2 separate regions of the Homo sapiens genome follow, and region 1 is linked to region 2. Evidence: read pairs that join two places in POLR2A ChIA-PET (ENCODE). Cell type or tissue: OCI-LY7. All regions are shown on one strand. Links, peaks and the distances in the headings refer to the core of each region. The heading gives the core; the rest is flanking DNA.

Region 1 (2,921 bases), core at 264-2,763, 980 kb after region 2:
TGTTAAATACATTGTAAGATGCTGACAACATTCGTGGGCAGTCACTGCTGGAACATTTCTGTGGCTAGTTCATTGGCTACAGGAACGCGCTGCTCCAAAAGTTGGATTTCAGTTAATTTCATTCTAGGAATTAGAAATGCATTTTGTAGAGCTTTGACACTATGTTTATGGGAGCATTTCAGATCTAATAGGATCTAAGATAAGAGGAACTGCTGAATACGTACTTAAAAGCACCCATTGTCTGGAGGCATTATGGAGGCCTGAGCTAAAACATCATTTTTGCCCCTTTTTTTAATCTTCGGAGAACAAGGCAGGACCTTGGAAAAGGAGGGCTGGAGGCATTCATGGGCCAGGATGCCACTGAAGCAGAGGAAGAATACCATCAAGCTAGATATGAGAACCTGCAATGACAACTGCCCAGGTACTGGGAGGGTGGGCGGTGGAAGCCATGTGATCAGAGCAATGGGGATGGAACCACTTGGGTAACCACTGCCATGCTGGTAATAAAGTGCAGCTTACACGGAAGTGTGACAGTTGAGTGAAACAAAGCACTCTACTCCACTGGCATTGGTGGTAGCGGGAGGGGACACTCCTGCTTCCAGGTACTTTTCTGGGCAGAAGTAAAGTTGGACGTGCTTTCCTCTCAGCCTATTCAATAAGACAGGTCAGTTCTTGGGCTCCTAGACACCCACTGTTGTGGGAATGAGAGTAGTCACAATTACCTTTCCTACGTAACGCGTCATCTGAGGTCCACAGAGTGTAGGTCTTTCATTTGGACAATGCATTACAGTTATCTGCTAAGAAAAATGTATTCACAGATGTTTTGGGTTAAACCGTATCCCTGCCACCCTCCCCCTGAAATTCGTATGTTGAAATCCAAACTCCCAGTGACCTCAGAATGTGACCTTCTTTGGAAATATTTGGAAACTGCAAATGTGGTTAGTTAAGATGAGGTCATACTGGAGTAGGGTGGGCACCTACTCCGACATAACTGGGGTCCTTATCAAAAGTGGAAATTCAGACATAAACACTGCTCACAGAGATAATGCTTTGTAAAGAGGAAGGCGGAGATAGGGGTGACGCTTCTACAAATCAAGGAACACCAAAGATAGCAAACCACCAGAGGCAGCCAGGCACAGTTGCTCGGGCCTGTAATCCCAGCACTTTGGGAGGCCAAGGCAGGCAGATCACCTGAGCTCAGAAGTTCGAGACCAGGCTGGCCAACATGGTGATAACCCATCCCTACTAAAAATACAAAAATCAGCCCGGCGTGGTGGTGGGAGCCTGTAATCCCAGCTACTCCGGAGGCTGAGGCAGGAGACTAGCTTGAACCGGGGAGGTACAGGTTGCAGTGAGCTGAGATCGCACCACTGCACTCCAGTCTGGGTGACAGAGTGAGACTGTCTCAAAAAAAAAAAAAAAAAAACCACCAGAAGCTAGGGGAAGAGGCATGCAAACGACTCTTCCTCACAGCCTCAGAAGGAACCAACCCTGCCTACACCTTAGTCACAGACTTCTGATCTTCAGAACTTCAAGACAATACATTTCCCTTGTTAAACCACTGCCTGTGGTACACTGTTACAATTACCCTAGGAAACTAATATGACATGAAAGCGTGTCCGGAATTTGTTCCTTCCAGTGGGTTCTTGCTTACTTCAAGAATGAAGCCGTGGACCCTCGCGGTGTTACAGTACTTAAAGATGGTGTGTCCACGGCCGGGCGCGGTGGCTCATGCCTGTAATCCCAGCACTTTGGGAGGTCGAGGTGGGTGATCACAAGGTCAGAAGTTCGAGACCAGCCTGGCCAATATGGTGAAACCCTGTCTCTACTAAAAATACAAAAAAATTAGCCGGGCATGGTGGTACATGCCTGTAATTCCAGCTACTCAGGAGGCTGAAGCAGGAGAATTGCTTGAGTCCCAGAGGCAGAGGTTGCAGTGATCTGAGATCACGCCACTGCACCACAGCCTGGGTGACAGAGTGAGACTCCGCCTCAAAAAAAAAAAAAAAAATGGTGTGTCCGGAATTTGTTCCTTCAGATGTGTCCAGAATTTCTTCCTTCTGGTGAGTTCATGGTCTTCCTGACTTTAGGAGTGAAGCCGCAGACCTTCCCAATAAGTGTTAAGGCTCTTAGAGGTGGCACGTCTGGAGTTGTTAGTTCCTCCCGGTGGGTTCATGGTCTGGCTAACTTCAGGAGTGAAGCTGCAGACCTCCACAGTGAGTATCACAGCTCATAAAGGTAGTGCAGACCCAAACACTGAACAGTGTTAAGATTTACTGTGAAGAAGGAAAAAACCAACCTTCCACAGCCTGCACAGGCATCCAGGCCGATGCCGCTGTTGGCCCGTGTGGCCAGCTTTTATTCCCTTATTTGGCCCTGCCCACATCCTGCTGATTGGTCCATTTTACAGAGAGCTGATTGGTCCATTTTACAGAGTGCTGATTGGTGCATTTTTACAGAGTGCTGATTGGTGCATTTACAAATCTTTAGCTAGACACAGAGTGCTGATTGGTGTGTTTACAATCCTCTAGCTACATAGAAAAGTTCTCCAAGTCCTTCCTCCACCCAGGAAGTCCAGCTGGCTTCACCTCTCAGAAGCGTATATTAGCTTTTTTTTTCAAACTAAGGAAAAGGTTTTGGAAATTGATTCAACTTCTGATTTTTAAGTAATAATTTTTTTTTCGCTTTGCTAATGAATAAACAGAAGTTTTTATGTAGTTATCATGTAAAGAAACAACAGGTTCCTTAATGAGATGGTTTGAAGATGCATTTTTTTTTTTTTTTTTTTTTTTTTGAGATGGAGTCTGGCTCTGTCATCCAGGCTGGAGTGCAGTGGTGTGATCTTGGCTTACCGCAAACTCTGCCTCCCGGGTTCAAGCGATTCTCCCGCCTCAGCCTTCCCAGTAGCTGGGACTACAGGC
Region 2 (2,921 bases), core at 174-2,673:
CTACTCAGGTGTTTTTTTCTAGATGTGGTGATATTGATGAAAACTCTCAGAATGTTTATTTATTCACTGTTTTGTCTTCCTGAGGGTGTTTGACTCAGGGCTCTGAGCCTTGCCACACTGGATTCTTTTTCCTTTATTTTATTTCCCAGGCACCTTTTGACTTTATGACACTGGGGTGTGCTCATTTTGTTTTTTTTTGGTTTTTTTTTTTTTTTTTTTTGGCTGATAAGTGTTTTATTTCAGGTTTAATTTTTTTTTAATTCAAATTTAGGAAGAGTGAGATTTTATACAGAGGTTTAATTCTACCATTTTAACTGGGAAATGTCTAGCAACATTTGAAAAGATTGTGTAATATTCCATTGTATTCCATTTCCCTATTTCTGTATGGTAGGTTGCTTATGGTTTTGTTTTGCTGATACAAATTCTGGTTGCTCATTTCTTTTCATTGTTTTGCTTTTCAGAATTACAAAATGGGATGATGAGTTCAAGGGATTGGTCACAAAAGATGTGGGGAGTCAAATCCTCTGTGGAAAGGGGAATTGCCTTCGTCGAGGATGTGGTGTGTGCCCGGGAGGACACAAGCAGTCTGATCGAACTCTCACACAAATCCCATGCAGTAGATGTCATTATTTCTCTTTTCCGTATAAGGAAATAGGGCTCACTTCTAGAAGTTAAAGAATGTGCTGGATGGGCACGGTGGCTCACGCCTGTAATCCCAGCACTTTGGGAAGCCAGTGCGGGCAGATCACGAGGTCAGGAGTTCGAGACCAGCCTGGCCAACGTGGTGAAACCCCTTCTCTACTAAAAATACAAAAAAATAGCCGGGCATGGTGGCAGTTGCCTGTAATCCCAGCTACTCGGCGGGCTGAGGTAGGAGAATCACTTGAACCCGGGAGGCGGATAGGTTGCAGTGAGCCGAGACCATGCCACCGCACTCCAGCCAGGGCAACAAAATGAGACTCCGTCTCAAAAAAAAAAAGAAAAGAAAAAAGAAGAAAGAAAGAACGTGCCCAAGCCCAAGTTGGCACAGCTAGTGTTTGATCTTGAGTCTCTTGGTTCCAGCTCTAAATTCCCTTCTCTTTGATCACACCACGCCTTGAAAAAATTCGCAGCTGAATGCTTCAGTGTCTTGAGTGTGTTGATATTATTTTAACATGTTACCACCTGTGAGAGAACACTGTTCTCACTCTCTCTTTTAAACTGAGGGAAAAGGTAATGAACATTGAACATGACTTTACTGGGACCAGAGAATAACTTCACCAGGGCCAGAGAATCTGTTCTCTGTTCCCTTCCTCCCCTTTAGGGCATGGTGGCGTCTGTAAGTGACAAGAGTGCTCTGAAAAAGACCTGTTATACATTCCAGGGCTGGTCACAGGGCCCCTGCTCCTGGCATGCAGCTACCTGCGTGCTCAGCACTCACCTGCGTTCCTGATTTGAACAGCCAGCCACTCAAACACATGGGCCATTATGTAATATTTCTGCCATAACAATTCCCACAAAATTACAGAGTGTTCTGTGTCAGTGTGAACAGACACTCTAATTAGTGTTTACTTGTTCAACAAGCGATCATTTTTCAAAATTTTAGTGCAAAATTACATTTACCTTATTCAAAAAGTATTCCACAGCGCTGAGTAACATGTTGATGTTTGCCAAAAGATGCTGATGGGAGAGCCATCTATTTACTGTGGGTGTCAGTTTTCTCCTCGAAAACAAAAGTGAGTACCATGCCATCTTACATGTGTGGAGTGTTCAGCCAGTTTCAGTGTTGTGGGATTATGTCATTTCAGACTGACAGCAACCCTGGGACATCTGTGGGGCAATTTTGCCCCACTTTTGTTTTTAATTCTATTATGACGAAACAAAAAAGTAGAAATTATAGTACAGTGGACACCCATGTACTCACCACCTAGGACTGACTAGTTGTTAAGATTTGACACATTTGCTTCATATATACAGCTACATTCATACACACACACACACACACACACACACACACACACATACATACATACATACTTTATTTCAGGACCATTTTAAAGTAAATTATAGAAATGATGACACTTCACACCTAAATACTTCAGTATACCTCTTCATAAACTATGGTCATTTCCCTATAAAACTGCAACCCTACTATCACTCCTAACAAAATTAAGTAGTCCCTAATTTCAATTAATACTTCCTACATATCAGATTTCTCCAAAATGTTCCCAAAATATCTCTATCGCAATTGCCATTTCTAGCTCTATACCTAGCTTTCTCTGGAACTATTTATTTGTTTATAAACAGCCACAAACCAATTCAAGATCATACATTTCATTTGTTCTATGATTTTGTGTCATTTCCTTTGTTTTTTTTCTTTATTGTGGAAAATTACACATAAAATTTACCATCTTAATCATTTTGAAGTGTACAGTGAACTCAGTGGTGTAGTAGTCCCCCTTGCTCTTGGGGGATATGTTCCAAGACCCCTGATATGGATGCCTGGAACCTTGGATAGTACTAAATGCTATATATGATATGGTTTTTCCTATATGTATATACCTATGATAAAGTTTAATTTATAAATTAGGCACAGTAAGATTAACAACAATAATAATTCAACATAATTATAACAATATGCTGTAATAAAAGTTATGTGAATGTGGTCTCTCTCAATACATCTTACTGTTGCTCACTATTTTCTGACTGTAGTTGACCTCAGGTAACTGAAAACTTGGAAGTGAAACTCTGGATAAGCGGGGACTCCTACATTAAGTATATTCACAACGTTGTGCAACTATCACCACCATCTACCTCTGGAACTCTTCTTCCCAGAGGGAAACTCCATACCCATTAAAGATCACTGCCCACTCCCCTTCCCCCAGCCCTGGCCACCACTGTTCACTTCCTATCTCTATGATTCTGACTACCCTAGGGCCTCA

What was found. Peaks named below come from ENCODE experiments on the same cell type or tissue, not always from the same donor. Only the 100,000 strongest peaks of a DNase experiment are listed, where the experiment ranks them.
Region 1: POLR2A ChIA-PET joins it to region 2 with 7 read pairs; 2 of 35 experiments call an interaction of 5 or more read pairs at or near these places.

The regions. Positions count from the first base shown.
Region 1 is chr15:92,848,033-92,850,953 of GRCh38, forward strand. No RefSeq gene overlaps it. Among named protein-coding and RNA genes, the nearest start is that of CHASERR, 33 kb to the right of the region's middle. RefSeq lists an enhancer at 1,540-1,629. In OCI-LY7, for the core only: no CTCF peak of the experiment used is centred there; DNase peaks (open chromatin) are centred at 1,489 and 2,251; H3K27ac peaks cover 1,509 bases.
Region 2 is chr15:91,871,566-91,874,486 of GRCh38, forward strand. The region is part of intron 1 of SLCO3A1 (solute carrier organic anion transporter family member 3A1); the gene reads left to right. Among named protein-coding and RNA genes, the nearest start is that of SLCO3A1, 19 kb to the left of the region's middle. In OCI-LY7, for the core only: no CTCF peak of the experiment used is centred there; no DNase peak of the experiment used is centred there.